Linked DNA regions of Homo sapiens: region 1 is linked to region 2. Evidence: chromatin contacts called from ENCODE Hi-C or POLR2A ChIA-PET data. All regions are on one chromosome and are shown on one strand. Each heading gives the region's core, a stretch centred on a gene start or an enhancer-like site at or near the end of the contact. The rest is flanking DNA. Distances are from core to core; before and after follow the strand shown. Region 1 holds the start of TNS2-AS1 (TNS2 antisense RNA 1). Region 2 holds the start of PRR13 (proline rich 13).

Region 1 (7,572 bases), core at 1,430-3,929, 390 kb after region 2:
TCCCCACCCAGGCTGCTCACCGACGCTGGGAGGGCTGCAGTTCTGTGGCCACCTTGTCCTCGCAGAATTTCCGCATGGTAAGAGTGGCCAGTGCCTGGTCCGCCCTGGGGATAGCAAGGCCAGTGTTGGGGATTAGGGATTAATCTTCATCCTGGCCTCCCATCCCTAAGCCCCAGGGGATGGAGGAGAAATATGATTCTCTAAGTCTAGAAGAAGCCCAGAGTAGTGGTAATGAGAATGAGAAGCACCATGTACAGTCACTTTACTAGTTGTTGGGCCTCAGGCAATTGTTCCCTGAACTTTAGTTTTTTCATCTGTAAAACAGGGCAACAAAACCATCTTATGGGTTGAATTATATCCCCCCAAAAGACATGTACCTCAGAATGTGACCTTATTTGGAAATAGGGCCGTTGCAGACATAATTAGTTAAGATGAGACCATACTGAAGGAGGGTGGACCCTGAATCCAATATGATTGGTGTCCTTATAAGAAGAGAGGAAGAGACACAGACAGAGACACACAGGGAGAACACCATGTGATGACAGAGGCAGCGATTACAGTGATGTGTCTGCAAACCAAGGAATGCCAAGGCTTGCCGCCCACCACTGGAAGCTAGAAAGAGACAAGGAAGGATTCCATCCCGAGTCTCAGATGGAGCAAGGGCCTGCTGACAGCTTGGTTTGGGGCTTCTGGCCTCCAGAACTGTGAGAGAGTACATTTCCACTGTTTTTTGTTTTGTTTTGTTTTTGTTTTTTTTGAGACGGAGTCTGACTCTGTCACCCAGGCTGGAGTACAGTGGCACCGTGTGGGCTCACTGCAACCTCCGTCTCCTGGGTTCAAGCAATTCTCCTGCCTCAGCCTCCTGAGTAGCTGGGATTACAGGCGCCCACCACCACGCCCGGCTAATTTTTATATTTTTATATTTTTGGTAGAGATGGGGTTTCACCTGGCCAGGCTAGTTTCAAACTCCTGACCTCAGGTGACCTGCCCACCTCAGCCTCCCAAAGTGCTGGTATTACAGGCGTGAGCCAACGCACCCGGCCCATTTCCACTGTTTTACACCACCCTGTTTGTGGCTGCCCCAGGAAACTCTACAGACCATCTGCTGCAGACTATGTTGCAGTACTAGTGATAAAAGGGAGGTGGAAGTGCTAAGCTGACAGCAAAGGACTCTCAACGAAGAGGTGGGCTCCAGGGGAGATGGGTTCCTAAGGGGCCAGCTGGAGAAAGGGCCACTGGGGAAGCAGCTACTCAGGCGCTGGGAGCCTCACCCTGCAGAGATCTTGCTGTAGTGCATGTAGGCAGAAACGATGACCCCAAGCTTGCCCTTGTTTCCCTGACAGACAGAGAGACAGGGATGAGGGTCTGGGAGCTCCAGGCTGACCTGGAACCTCCAGGCACCAGGGAACCCGAGGTCCTGGCCCACCTTGCAGTATAGTACGACCACGTGCTGTGGGTCAGCACTGAGCCATGTCTCCATGGCTTTGCAGATGGAGCACAGCTTGTCCAGGGGTGGAGCATGCAGCTCAGGCCAGCCGAAGTCTTGAACCTGGGGAGAATGCAGGGGTGCAACTGGGGCCGGGGGCCACCAACAGAGAGAGATGGGCAGGGTGGAAAGGGGACAGGGCATAGGGGTCCGGGGGCAAGGCTGGGGGTCTGCTGGTTGTCCATGATAGCCTCGGCACTTTCCTTATCCATACAATGGGCTGATACCTGCTGCATCACGTTTTGGGGTGTCTCCAGTAATATATCATGGGAGAGTGGGAAAGTGCTTAAGAGTGAAGTAGATGCCAATTGCTACTATTAATAACGAGGAAGCTGGGGGCTTCTGGGGTTGGGGTGGCTTGGTTTAATGGTTGGGCAGGCCATTTCCTTCATACCTTGGGGTTTAAGCGGGTCAGGTCATGCCTTTTCTCTGAAAGGTTGAAGAGCTGAAATAAAGGGGGAGGGCTTTAGACAGAAATGATCTCCGGCAATGAGGCACGAGGTGGAGGTGGATCCTAAGTAAGAATCTTCCTCTAAAATAAGGTGCAGGCCGGTCGCAGTAACTCACGCCTATAACCCCAGCACTTTGGGAGACCAAGGCGGGCGGGTCACCTGAGGTCAGGAGTTCGAGACCAGCCTGGCCAACATGGTGAAACCTCATCTCTACTAAAATTACAACAATTTGCCGGGTGTGGATCGCTTGAGCCCTGGAGTCTTGAGACCAGCCTGGCCAACATGGCGAAACCCCGTCTCTACAAAAAATACAAAAAAAAAAAAAAAAAAAAAAAAAAATTGGCTGGGCGTGAGTGACGCACGCCTGTAATCCTAGCTACTGAGGCTGAGGTGGGAGAATCGCTTGAGCCCGGGTGGAGGAGGTTGCAGTGAGGTGAGATCGTGCCACTGCACTCCAGCCTGGGCAACAAAGTGAGACCCCGTCTCAAAAAAAAGGTAAATAAATAAAGAAAATAAAAAGGTAGCTAAGGCCCGGCCTAGCCAGTCACAGCCAAGTCGCCAGCGTTCCAGGATTCTCCGCTCCGCTCCAGGCCGCGCTCCGGGCCCCGCCCCCACCCCACCACTCTGGTCCCGCCCCCTGGCGGCCTCGCCTCCGCTGGTGACGTCAGTGATTAGCCTCGCCCATCTGGACCCTACATCCCTCTCATTGGCGGACTCCTGATGGCCCCGCCCCTCACCAGGTACTTGTCCCGGTGCTTGGATTGCAGCACATGGGCCAGCTCGCGCAGGTGGCCCCGGTGCCGCTGTTCATCGGGCCGCGCGGGGAAGGCGGCGGCCAAGATGCGCTCCGTCACGTAGGTGAGGTCTAAGTCCCAGCGCCGCTCCATGAGCGGGTCCAGGCTGAAGCTCCTGGGGAGGAGGAGCCTACGCATGAACGCAGGGGCGGGGCACCCGGAGGTGGCTAGTGTGACGGGAAGGCTGTCTGTTGGGCAGCAGGTGAAGCCTGCTGGGTCCTGAGGGTGGGTGGATCGGTCTGGAGGGAGAATACCGCTTTGGGGGTGGGGGGCTGTCCCGGGGAGCTCTGTTGCGGGGCAGTGCCCTGGGCTGAGGTGTGGGGCCGGCGGAAAGGGGGTCACGTGGGACCACCCCAGCACCCTCACTTACCTGGGCAGAGTGCTGCGCTGCTTTGAGTGGTTCAGAGATTTGGTGGATCCCTGGTGGTTAACAGACAGTGTCTAGACATCTCTTTGGGTACCCCCTACTCTAGACTGCCCACTCCAGAGCCATGCCCTTTTTGTCTTCAGGAAATCTAGATCCTTACTCCCAAAGCTACCTGCTTCCCCCTCCTGCTCCAGCATCACCTTACCAGGTGCTCTATGCGCCTGACTGGGGCCGTGTTTCGCCGCTAGAGGGAGATGGGGGAGGAAAAGGGAGTGGTTAGTTACAGCAGGGGCAAGGACCAATGTGGGCCTTGGGGACAGGGGAAGGGAATGTCAGTGTCCTTTTGAAGGCTGTACTGGATAAGGGGAGAGGAGTCCTACCCCCAGCAGGCCCAAGGGCACAAGATCAGCAGAGGACTCAGACAGTTTTTTCTTTCCTCATAGGATGAGCAATACCCACAGCACTCCGTTCAAGGTCATCTCCTGGGGGCCCTCTCTGGAGCCACCAGACCTCTGGACACCATGGCCAGGTTCCTTGCCCTCCCCACCCCATCCCAGAGCGCACTCACCAACTCCACGGGAGGCAAGGCCTGACAGGCTGAAGTCACCTGGAAGGGGACCGAGTAAGGAACTGAGCTCCTGGTGAAGGGCTCTCGTGGGCTTGAGGATGGGGCAGCCCCTCAGCTTCAGGAGGAAGGTGGAGGGGCCTTCAGTGGATGGGCACAGGCTCCAGCTGAGGTTGCGCTATTTAAGGGCACCTCCCCTCTGGCCTCTTGGTCCCCCACCCCCCAGGCCCCCCACTTGTTGCTCTTGGCGCTCAGCCCCCAGCCCACACAGACCCCCATTCATCCAGCTGTAGGGCAGGAGTTATATATAGAGCCAAGCAGGCAGGCCATGGCCAGGGATGGACACTGGCTTCTTTCACCGGGAGACCCCGCCCCTGGGCACACAGCTCCCCCAAGCCAGCTCCAGGGCCCTGGGATCCTCCTCCCCCTGTCCTGAAGGAAGAGGACCAGGGGACCTCTTCAGAGACAGGGCTGTCTCAGGTCCCCAGTGGACAGTGGGTGCTATCCACAGCTTATACCTGGAAAGGCCCAGTTTTTCCAGGGCCCAGGACAAGACCCGCCCAGGCATTTTGAGGACCCTTCCCCAGAGGGAAGGCACAGCCCATCCGGCTGCCCAGTCTCTGAAATCCTGCTCCCCCACTCCCCACCCACCCCACCCTTCCTCCTCCTCATTCTCCTCCTCTTCCCCACCCCCATCCTCTCGCCAGCTGCAGTCTGGGCACAGCACCAAGACAAACGCTGTCTTGCTGTCCACCCGCCTGGGCTGGCCAGCCCTCCAGAAGGCGGAGTAGGGTGGTTCTTAAAGGGCCCAGTACAGCACCCCTCCCACCCAGGAGGGGTTCCCCAGTGGTGAGAGGGGTGGAGGTGGAGGGTTGATGCCAGTGTGGTTGCAGAAGCCTGTTTGGGAGGAGGAAGGGACTCCAGACCCTCTCCCCCTATCAGGTAGAATCAGATACCCACCTTTGCTTCACATTTTCTGTGCGTCGCCACCTTGCAGACTAGGGAAGGTAAGGGGAGGAGAGGGGTTAGCAGGGGCCTGTGGGACAGTGGAAGGAATGGCCTTCCCTCATCTCCCAGACCCTGGAACCAGACCCTGGGACTTCCAAGATCCCACCTGGACTGGGCTGGCTGGGGCAGAGGAGCAGGGCTAGGTTTTGAGGGAAGAGTGTGGCAGTGGGGTACTACTGCCCAGGCCAGGGGTAACGTTCCAGGGTGGGTGGAGGTGAGGAGGAAGAGAGGGAAGGAAGACTACCGTCACAAGTCAGGATGGGAAGGTGATGGAGAGTACTGGCTCTCCTGGGTTATGGGAGGTGTCTGTCATGGGGAGCCAGGGCCATCTGAAGGGGGAGGCAGCTGCTTCTTAGCTGCCATTGTGCCTAATCCAGGAGCAGCATATTACATTTGAGATTGTGTGAGCTGGCCTGCTGGAGTTGTGCAACACAGTGGTACTGGGTGGAGGGTCTCAGAGTCACAGGACAGAGAGCCTCACCTCTGCACGAAACGCCTGTCCCATCGATGGTCACCTTACATACTGCACAGACTGGAGGTTTCTTCCGGAAAACCTTCTCCCGGAAGCTATGAGGCTCAGCTTTCCTAGGCTGAAGGTGGAGGGACAAACAGAGGTGTGAGTTCCCAGTGGGCCCATCTCCATCTCCGGGACTGGGCAGGAGCCTTGCCTTAGCACTGCACTGGTTTTCTCCGTCCAGATCAAGCCCTCAAACTTGTAGGACGCACTTGGCCACAGCTGCTTCAGGGCGGTCATGGGGCCTGTCCTCAACTGTGCATGGAATCTGACCCCTTGCGTCACCTTTGCTGGGTCAGCTCCTCCCCAGGGGATCACTTGGGCCCCTCACATGGCCCTGGTGTGTGATGCCCTTGTGGAAAAGCCTCCATGCTCAGGCTTTCCCCCTGGTGTGGTAAGGGTACTCCCTGACTCTTCCCATCTTGTCCTCCCCGCATGGAGACCTGTGTGCAGAGTGAGCAGGGAGGTTCCAAACATATGTGTTGTATGTCAGTCCTGCAGCACCAGACTGAGCCGGCAGGAGTGGCCTCAGCCAGTCCTGCTCCTTTAGCTCCTGCTGTCCCCACGCTCCAGGCAGCTGACATGCCCTCCTCCCCCACGGTCAGAACAACATGTTTACTCATTGTGCACTGAGGCAGCAGACAGCAATTGTGTAATGGGGGTGGTCATGCTGGAGGGAAACAGATAGAAGCCTGTCACTGGGGAGAGATGTTTAGCTGGCTTTGGATGCTGTGAGTTCTCCCCCGACCCCCTGCACCCTGGCACTTGGGATTCACGCATTGAATGAGAAAGGAGTGGACCAGATTCCCTGTTCAGCCCCTCCTGACCCAGAGATGCAGTGAGGCAGGAGCCTGGGATGCCCCCTTATGGCCCAGGCCTATCTCAGTCCCTTCCCCTCCCACTGTGGGTTCTCTCCTCCCATCCTCTGTCTGGGGACAGCTTGTCTCCTTGCCATCTCTCTGTTTTACCCATATTCCCCCTCCTCTGGAGTTCAGACTCCTGCTGTCCTCCTCCCGGGGACCCATCACAGTAGTATCTCAGGTTGTCCTGAGCTGCTGCTTTTGGGGCAAGGCTGGGAAGTTGGGAAAGGGAGTGATGGGGATGTGGGCAGCACCTCTGGTTTCTTGACTGTCCCTGCAACTCTTCTGGGCTGGATCAACTTTGTGGGACCCACTAAGACACTTGGGAGCATGTTGGCATTAGCAGCAGATATGGATGTTGTCAGTGGAAAGCAAACCTCCAGTTCCAAAGCACTCCTGACTCCCTCTCCTCTCTCTTTTTCCACCCTGCCACCCCATTTCCCTCAAACTTCCCTGGGCCAGGGAAGGGGCCTGATGATCTCTGAGCCTGCTGGAGGATACCTGGATAGCGCATGGCAAAGTCCTGCAGTGAGGCACCTGGGGCTTATGTTGGGGGGCCAGGACCTCCTGGGGTTGGCCCAGGCTAGAGCAGGGAAGGTGAGAGGAGCCAAAACAGACAGCAGGACCTACTCTAACCCAAACATCCCCTCACACTACAGCCCTGGCCACTCCGGAGGGGATGCTGGGCCAGGGAAGAAGGCTGAGGAAGCTGAAATTGGGAAGAAGGCCTGGCCTGATTCCTGGTCCCCTCCCCCACTGCCCGCACCTCCACCCCTGCCCCTCTTTTGCCCAGCTGGTGGGCACTCCTACCCTGCTTGCGGCCCGGCTGCTGTCCCTCCTCCCCAGGGCTCTGAGCAGCCTCTCCACAGGGCCGCTGGACTTCATGGTGTTCGGCTGGCTGGGGTGCTGGCCCCAGGGCCTGAACAATGCTGGGGCCTGGCCCGGGGCTTCCTGGAAGCGGCCTGGCGGAGGCAGCCGCTTCCCCTGGGCGGAGGGTAGGCTGTCTGGCTGGTGTGAGGAGAAGCCCGGCCCTGGAAGTGGAGGGAAGTGCAGGCGGGAAGGGGGCAGGTCGCTGCTCCAGGAAGTGGAGGGGGGAGGATGTGGGGGAGGCCAGGAGATCAGATTCCCAGGATCTACCCTGCTGGGAGTGTCAGCCTGTGATCTTTTGCTCCCCCTACTCCCCCAACTCTGGAGTTGTCCCACACCTGGGACACCACACTCTCCAGGGATCTGCAGGGATCCATGGTCTTGAGATTCTGCCCCCACCCCCGGTGGGGCCGGGTGAGAATTCTGGTCTCGGGGCAGGGCTAAAGGGCAAGTGGGGAACAGTGTGTCCCAGCCAGGCTCCAGCCTGAACTCTCAAGCTCTCGAGGGACTTCCGCTGGGGAGGGAGTGGAGCTGGGAACTACTACCAGCAGGCAGGCCCAGGATCCCGAGTGTGTCCTGAGAGTCAGGTAAAAATGGGACTGGGGGCCCCCTTCCTGTCTCAGTTTCACTCGTTATGAAGTAGGAAAAGGAAAGCATGC
Region 2 (7,374 bases), core at 4,490-6,989:
AGGTTTCTCCATGTTGGCCAGGCTGGTCTCCAACTCCTGGCCTCATGTGATCTGCCTGCCTTGGCCTCCCAAAGTGCTGGGATTACAGGCGTGAGCCACCATGCCTGGCCCACAGTTTCTTAAATATACTGATTTGTAGGGACACATCTAAAAAGTCTTAGCCGAGTGCGGTTGCTCACGCCTGTAATCCCAGCGCTTTGGGAGGCTGAGGCAGGTGGATCACCTGAGGTCAGGAGTTTGAGACCAGCCTGACTGACCAACATGGTGAAACCCTGTCTCTACTACAAATACAAAATTAGCCGGGCATGGTGGCAGGTGCCTGTAGTCCCAGCTACTTGAGAGGCTGACGCAGGAGAATCGCTTGAACCTGGTGGGTGGAGGTTATGATTGCGCCATTGCACTCCAACCTGGGCAATAAGAGCGAAACTCCATCTCAAAATAAGTAAATACATAAATAAAAATAAAAAGTTTTAGGAAAAAATTTAAAAAAAAATAAAAATAAGTATTATTCAGTAGATTTGGGGCAAAGCCCCAAATTACTCTCTCACAGCTGATGGGCAGCCAGGGTTAAGAATCTCTGTAGCAGATATGAAAACATATAAGCTAAAGGCCTATATCCATTCACCCAAGGGAAGACAATAAAGATTCATGCCACTCTGCCTGAGCCAATTTTGAAGAGTCCTCCCACTTAAAAAACATGGGAATCATACAGTGTCTTTCTCACTGATGCTCTGGTTCCCTTCTATGAAACTGATACACTTTAAAGGGTCTGTGGAAGGTTAGCAAAAGTAGTAGAATGTGCCATGCCCAGCCAAGGTGATAGCACAGGTGAGCTGAGACCAGGAGAAATAACTTTATTTGAATAGGACCCAAGACAGCATATTGGGCTAAGGAGGAGAGGTAAGGTTCCAAAACCGCAGTCAAAGCTCATCAACCAAATGGACTCTACTTCCCAGCAACCTTGCAGTTAGTGCAACCAACAAAAGGCCTGCTGGGGAATGTATTTGCCACTAAATTCCCCAAGTATGCCAACATTACAAAAAAGATAGGTTTTTCATCATAATTGAATTTCCACAAACCTCCCCAATCACAAGTATTATAAGTGGAAGTAAAAAATCACATTTTACAGATCTCAAACTTGTCTTCAACATTTAGTTCATCATCTTCAAAAAATAGCTCCCCTGCCTAATTCATTAGCTATATGATCTAACCAAGCAGCAACAAGATGGCCAGGCCATGGCAATCCTCTTCCCATTTCCCCTAGCCACTCAGGGCTCAACAGCAGGGTGAGGCTCAGGTGGAGGTAGGGGGTGGGGAGCACAAGGGCTACATTCCCCCAGTACAACATGGCATCTGAAGCTTGATGGGAGAGCAGAACTGGTGAGACTTGAGGGAAGGGTCCAGGGCCTGTATTCAGTCAGAATCACTGCTGGAAGAGGAGGAGGAAGAGGAGGAATGCTGCAAGGGGAAAGGGGAAAGGGGAAAGAAGATAGCATCAGATCCAAATGACCTTTCATCACTCCGTGGGCCATTCTTTGGTGCCCCACCCCTCCACCCAAGTATCCCTTGCTTCCCTAAGAAGGTCAGGAGTCTTGAACAGACTGTACCTAAACAAAAGCAAGGGTTTCCTTCAGCAGTGAGCATACAGGAATGGATTAAACCATCCTAAATTATCACACGGAATTTAAAAAATTTAACATATTGCCTTTGGAGCAAATTTCCAACTTTCTTTACCTGAATCGATGCCTAGGCAAGGAATAAATTACAGGCACAAGCATAGTATAGTGCTAGGAAACAGCTGTTACCTTTTCAATGCTTATTCATTAGCTGCGTGCAAAGTCCTATGATTTTAAGAAATTGGATTCTACAAATCTAAGAAAAGACAGTAGAAACAGCAGTTGTATGTGCATGTATCTCTACTTTTTCCCAAGCACAATGGGAAAAAGTGGGGAAGGTGTAAGAAAAGGCTGGGAGTTCTATTCAAGGTTCCTTAAGCATATACTCCCAGCAATGCTAGTTATTAAATAAAAACATTTTTCAGTCTCTCCAGGGTAATTTCTCCCGCTTTTCCCCACTAAATCTCAATTCTCTTCGGTTCTCTTCAGACCTTTTTTTTTTTTTTTTTTAGACGGAGTTTCACCCAGTTGCCCAGGCTGGAGTGCAATGGCATGATCTTAGCTCACTGCAACCTCCACTTCCTGGGTTTAAGAGATTCTCCTGCCTTAGCCTCCAGAGTAGCTGGGATTACAGACACGCACCACCATGCCCAGCTAATTTTTTGTATCTTTAGTAGACAGGTTTCACCATGTTGGCTAGGCTGGTCTTGAACTCCTGACCTCGTGATCCGCCCGCCCCGGAATCCCAAAGTGCTGGGATTACAGGTGTGGACCACGGCGCACAGCCTTCTCTTCAGATTTCTATCAAAGACCCAGAATCAGGAATTAGAATCCACAAGGCAAATAAATACTGGGCAGTTAAATGTAAATGGAGGCCTCATCAAGATGCAGATTGGTTTAATCCTTCCAGAGTTGTCCTCAGAGTTGCTTTTATCCTTGCTATTTTTTGTTTGTTTGTTTGAGATGGAGTCTTATCTGTCACCGAGGCTGGAGTGCAGTGGTGAGATCTGGGCTCACTGCCATCTCTGCCTCCCGGGTTCAAGCAATTCTCCTGCCTCAGCCTCCTGAGTAGCTGGGATTACAGGCATGCGCCACCACACCCAGCTAATAATTCCCAAGTGCTAGGATTACAGGCATGAGCCATGGCACCTGGCCACCCTTACCAATTTTTAACACTCCTCTAAAACAAAGATACTTAGCCTTGGAGCTGAGTATAAAACCTCCTTAGGGCTGGGTGCAGTGGCTCACGCCTGTAATCCCAGCACTTTGGGAGGCCAAGGCGGGCGGATCACAAGGTCAGGAGATCGAGACCATCTTGGCTAACACGGTGAAACCCCATCTCTACTAAAAATACAAAGAATTAGCCGGGCGCGGTGGCGGGCGCCTGTAGTCCCAGCTACTCGGGAGGCTGAGGCAGGAGAATGGCGTGAACCTGGGAGGCGGAGCTTGCAGTGAGCCGAGATTGTGCCACTGCAATCTGGCCTGGGCTAAAGAGCGGGACTCCGTCTCAAAAAAAAAAAAAAAAAACCTCCTTAGTCCTAGGCTTTGTTAGAAGCCTAGTCACTGACTGCTCTTGTCCTCACTTTTTCTGCTGGATGATAGGGCAAAGGACCCATGTAATTAACACAACGCCCTAAGAACACTGATGAAAGAGAGAAGGAACTTCTGGAACTAGGGACAGATTAATTCTGTTAATTATTATAAGACCTTGCTTTGTCAAAGGAATGACTTTGGTATTTTGACAATGTCAGTGGGCGTGTCCAACTTGCTAGAATATGCACCTGGCGGGAGGGGAGCAAAAGTTCTGGGAGAGTAGGGCAGAAAAGATTTGGCTTTTGATTCTAAAATCCATTCTAAGGCTCACCCTAACTCCCCCCAGATAGGAGAAGCCTGATGTTTATTTTCAAGATAATCAGATTCTTCCCAGTAGCAATCTTTTATAAAAAGGAAGAATCATCTACCAGAGCGACACAATTGTCATCCCTCACGTCCACAGAATGTGAATCCCCCTCACCCAACCCCTGCCTACCTAGTCCCTCTGAGGGGGGACTCCTTCCCTAGCCAGTCTCCAGAGGGTACTGACCTTGCCATGCTTGTGGTACTTGTGGTGCTTTTGGTGCTTGTGCATCTTTTTATGAGCTTTCTTCATTTTCTTCTGCATCTTCTTGTCTACTATCACTGCTGGTCCAACCATGCCAGGAGCCAAGGGATTCACAGGAGGGATTCCAGGGGCAGGCGGTGGGTATGGAGGAGGGTAGGGACCCAACGGTTGGCATCCTGGATACCCTGGCTGTGGCACAGGATGAGGGGGCCCACCTGGGGGGAAAGCTGGATTGCCATGGGGAGCTCCTGGGGGAGGAGGACAGGGGCCTGGGGGAAAGGGTGGATTAATAGGTGGTGGGTGGGCAGGATTGGAACCTCCAGGGCACCCAATATTGGGGGGATATGGATTTGGCCCTGGCTGCCCTGGTGGAAGAAGCAGAGAATAAACATTAGAATTCCCCAGAGTCTCCAACAACAAACAACAAAAAGAAAGAGATTCTTTCTCACTCAATACTTAAAGGGAAACGGAAAGATGACAAAGAAGAATGGAGGGTAGGGGAGACAAACTTGAGTTGGGGAGAAAAGGGGGAATGTCCCTGGAAGGGCTAGGGAGAGGAGGGAGACAGTGAACTCTGAGGAAGACAAAAGCACTGGTCAGTCCAGGCGCGGTGGCTCACGCCTGTAATCCCAGCACTTTGGGAGGCCGAGGTGGACAGATCTCATGAGGCCATGAGTTTGAGACCAGCCTGGCCAAATTGTGAAACCCCCATCTCTACTAAAAATACAAAAAGTAGCCGGGCGTGATAGCATGCGTCTGTAATCTCAGCTACTCCAGAGGCTGAAACAGGAGAATCGCTTGAACCCAGGAGGCGGAGGTTGCAGTGAGCCTGGGCAACAGAGACTCCATCTCAAAAAATAAATAAATTAAATTAAATTAAAAAGCACTGGTCAGCTCTAGACTAAGGACTTTGCTTTTGCGGGTACAGCAGGTCGGGGGTAGGGGAGCTGATACAGAAACTTCCTGTTATAGAGCCCATCAGAAAAAGGGTTAGGGGTGGAACAGAACCCCCAAACACCTACCGGCATTGGGATTCCACATGTTTAGGTGTGTCCTCCAGCCTGAGGAGAAAGAAATGAGGCAAAAAAGATGACGGTCTAGAGGTAGGAAGTGGACTTAGCACCGGAGCCCAGCCCTAACGTCTTCCACCCCACAGTAGGCTCTCCTACCTGGAGAACTACCACAACTTCCACATAAGAAATGTCTCTTTTCTGGCTGGGCGCGGTGGCTCACGCCTGTAATCCCAGCACTTTGGGAGGCCGAGGCGGGTGGATCACGAGGTCAAGAGTTCGAGACCAGCCTGGCCAACATCGTGAAACCCCGTCTCTACTAAAAATCTAAAAATTAGCCGGGCGCGGTGGCGGGCACCTGTAATCCCAGTTATTCGGGAGGCTGAGTCAGGAAAATTGCTTGAACCCGGGAGGCAGAGGTTGCAGTGAGCCGAGACCGCGCCACTGCACTCTAGCCTGGGCGACGGAGCAAGACACCGTCTCAAAAAGAAAAGAAAAGAAAAGAAATGTCTCTTTCCACTTGTTTCTTCGCCCTCAATACCTACTTGGTTCCTAACACAGGAATCTAGTTCCCAGGGCCCCTCCACCCAGGTGGAAGCGTCTAACTCTTCGGAAGTAGGCAGTACCCGCGAGTCTCGGCCCCACCATCACTCATCTCCCTTTCCCTGGAACTGAGTACGGAGGCCTTTAACCACGCACAGAGTAAGAAAGGATCTCAAACAACTTTCTCTCTCCCTGGGGAGGACCCCACCTCAGGCTAAAAAAAGGATACGCCTCGAGGCGAAGTAAGAAGGAAGTTGCCCAAGAACCTCAAATACTTAAATATGTGGACACAGCCCCCTTCCTCCAAAAAAGAAAAAAGGCAAATGAAGATCCTAGCCCCAAGCTGCGAAGAGACTCTTGACCTAGCAAGGGGAAAAGGAAAAACCTATGGAATCCAGATACCCCATCACCTTTCCACCGCCGCCTGGGCTTGCTGCGTTCTCCTTCGCAGTCTCGGCTCTTCCTAGTCACCCAGACCCCGTGCTTCGGCACCCGCCTCTGCTACTGCCTAATTGGTAATTATGTGGCCGCTCGACTGATGATTAGACAACAAACTAATCAATCACTCTGGTCCGACTGAGGAGGAAACGGTTGCTCTAGGGGCGGAGCGGAGCCCTTTACGGCTAGGCCAGTACCGAGAAGCCGGAAATCTCCTGGGGGCGGGGCTAGGCGGAGAGCGCTGGAGGGGGCGGGGCCAGCTGCTGGGCAAAGTCCTAGAGACACCGAGAAGAAACTCTTCCCTTGCTCTCTTACCTCATGGTTCACTGGGTGCAATACCTTGTAAAATGAATACACTATGGTAAGTGTTGTAATACAGATATAGACAGAGTTCTCGGCAAGGGCAGAAGAGCTGCTGAGTCCCAGCCCCAAGCCTCAATGTTCCCGGCTCCGTCTTACACTCGCAAGGGAAGCAAACAAACATTCTTGCGGAAGATACAGAGATTTCATAATCTCTCCCAGGATTCCCTCTCTCAATTGCATAGCTCCGCCATCTGTCAAGTAGCCTAAACCAGAAACCAAGGAGGGCGTCCGTGATCCCTCTGCCTCCTTCACCTCCCTTACCCCAAATTATCAGTTTTGTCTCTCAAATATATCTGGAATCTCTCCACTTCTCTCTGTCTTCCCTGCTCCAAACCTCCCATCATCTGTCGCCTGGATTCATCTCTCCCCTGAATTGCTACAATGGCCTCCCTACAATGGCCTCCCTTTTTTTTTTTTTTTTTTTTTTTGAGACGGAGTCTCGCTCTGTCACGAGGCTGGAGTGCAGTGGTGCGACCTCGGCTCACTGCAACCTCCGCTTCCCGGGTTCAAGCGATAATCCTGCCTCAGCCTCCGAAGTAGCTGGGACTACAGACGCGGCTAATTTTTCTATTTTTTAGTAGAGATGGGATTTCACCATGTTGGCCAGGATGGTCTCGCTCTCTTGACTTCGTGATCTGCCCGCCTCGGCCTCCCAAAGTGCTGGGATTATAGGCGTGAGCCACCGTACCCAGCCTTTAAAAAAAAAAAAAAAATACAAGTGGCCGGGCGCAGTGGCTCACGCCTGTAATCCCAGCACTTTGGGAGGCCGAGGCAGGCGGATCACAAGGTCAGGAGTTCGAGACCAGCCTGGCCAATATGGTAAAACCCCGTTTCTACTAAAAATACAAAAATTAGCCGGGCGTGGTGACATGTGCCTGTAATCCCAGCCACTTGAGAGGCTGAGGCAGGAGAATCGCTTGAACCCGGGAGGTTGCAGTGAACCGAGATCACGCCATAGCACTCCAGCCTGGGCAACAGAGCGAGACTCCATCTCAAAAAAAAAAAGAAAGAAAGAAAGAAAGAAAGTGAGCTAGGCATGGTGGCACATACCTGTAATCCCAGCTAGTGGGAAGGCTGAGGCATGAGAATCGCTTGAACCTGGGAGGGAGAGGGTGCAGTGAGCCAAGATCATGCCACTGCACTCCAGACTAAGCAACAGAGCAGGACTCTGTTTCAAAAAAAAAAAAAAAAAAAAGTGGGATACAAAAAAATTTAAGACAATAAATTTTATGCCAAATATGTCATATTAAACTAAAGCATTTGAAATATTTTAAACTTTTTTTCTTTTAATTTTTATTTTTAG

What was found. A loop is a pair of places that touch in the nucleus more often than their neighbours do. ChIA-PET counts read pairs that join two places held with the same protein, here RNA polymerase II (POLR2A). Pooled maps may share reads with other maps.
Region 1: a map of B cell shows a loop between it and region 2 (6-fold over the local background). The contact joins the promoter of TNS2-AS1 here to the promoter of PRR13 in region 2. A Hi-C loop is called at or near these places in 2 of 168 maps with a recorded cell type or tissue (B cell and gastrocnemius medialis), 2 of 37 single-sample maps with no recorded cell type and 10 of 50 pooled maps. POLR2A ChIA-PET finds 5 or more read pairs at or near these places in 3 of 52 experiments (OCI-LY7 and activated T-cell).

Annotation. Positions count from the first base shown.
Region 1 is chr12:53,049,545-53,057,116 of GRCh38, reverse strand. TNS2-AS1 (TNS2 antisense RNA 1) reads left to right here and starts at 2,679. Exons shown (of 4, transcript NR_033854.1): 1 at 2,679-2,796; 2 at 3,543-3,721. It overlaps TNS2 (tensin 2), which reads right to left and starts at 7,052. Exons shown (of 29, transcript NM_170754.4): 1 at 6,857-7,052; 2 at 5,154-5,262; 3 at 4,625-4,662; 4 at 3,668-3,706; 5 at 3,305-3,343; 6 at 3,103-3,152; 7 at 2,676-2,847; 8 at 1,881-1,931; 9 at 1,427-1,549; 10 at 1,272-1,336; 11 at 21-104. The coding sequence starts at 6,931. It overlaps MIR6757 (microRNA 6757), which reads right to left and starts at 173; the gene lies at 105-173. RefSeq lists an enhancer at 3,397-3,636.
Region 2 is chr12:53,440,099-53,447,472 of GRCh38, reverse strand. It overlaps PRR13 (proline rich 13), which reads right to left and starts at 5,739. Exons shown (of 4, transcript NM_018457.4): 1 at 5,681-5,739; 2 at 4,740-4,778; 3 at 3,700-4,082; 4 at 835-1,458. The coding sequence starts at 4,758. The coding sequence ends at 1,414. RefSeq lists a silencer at 5,742-5,891 and enhancers at 6,182-6,271, 6,002-6,767.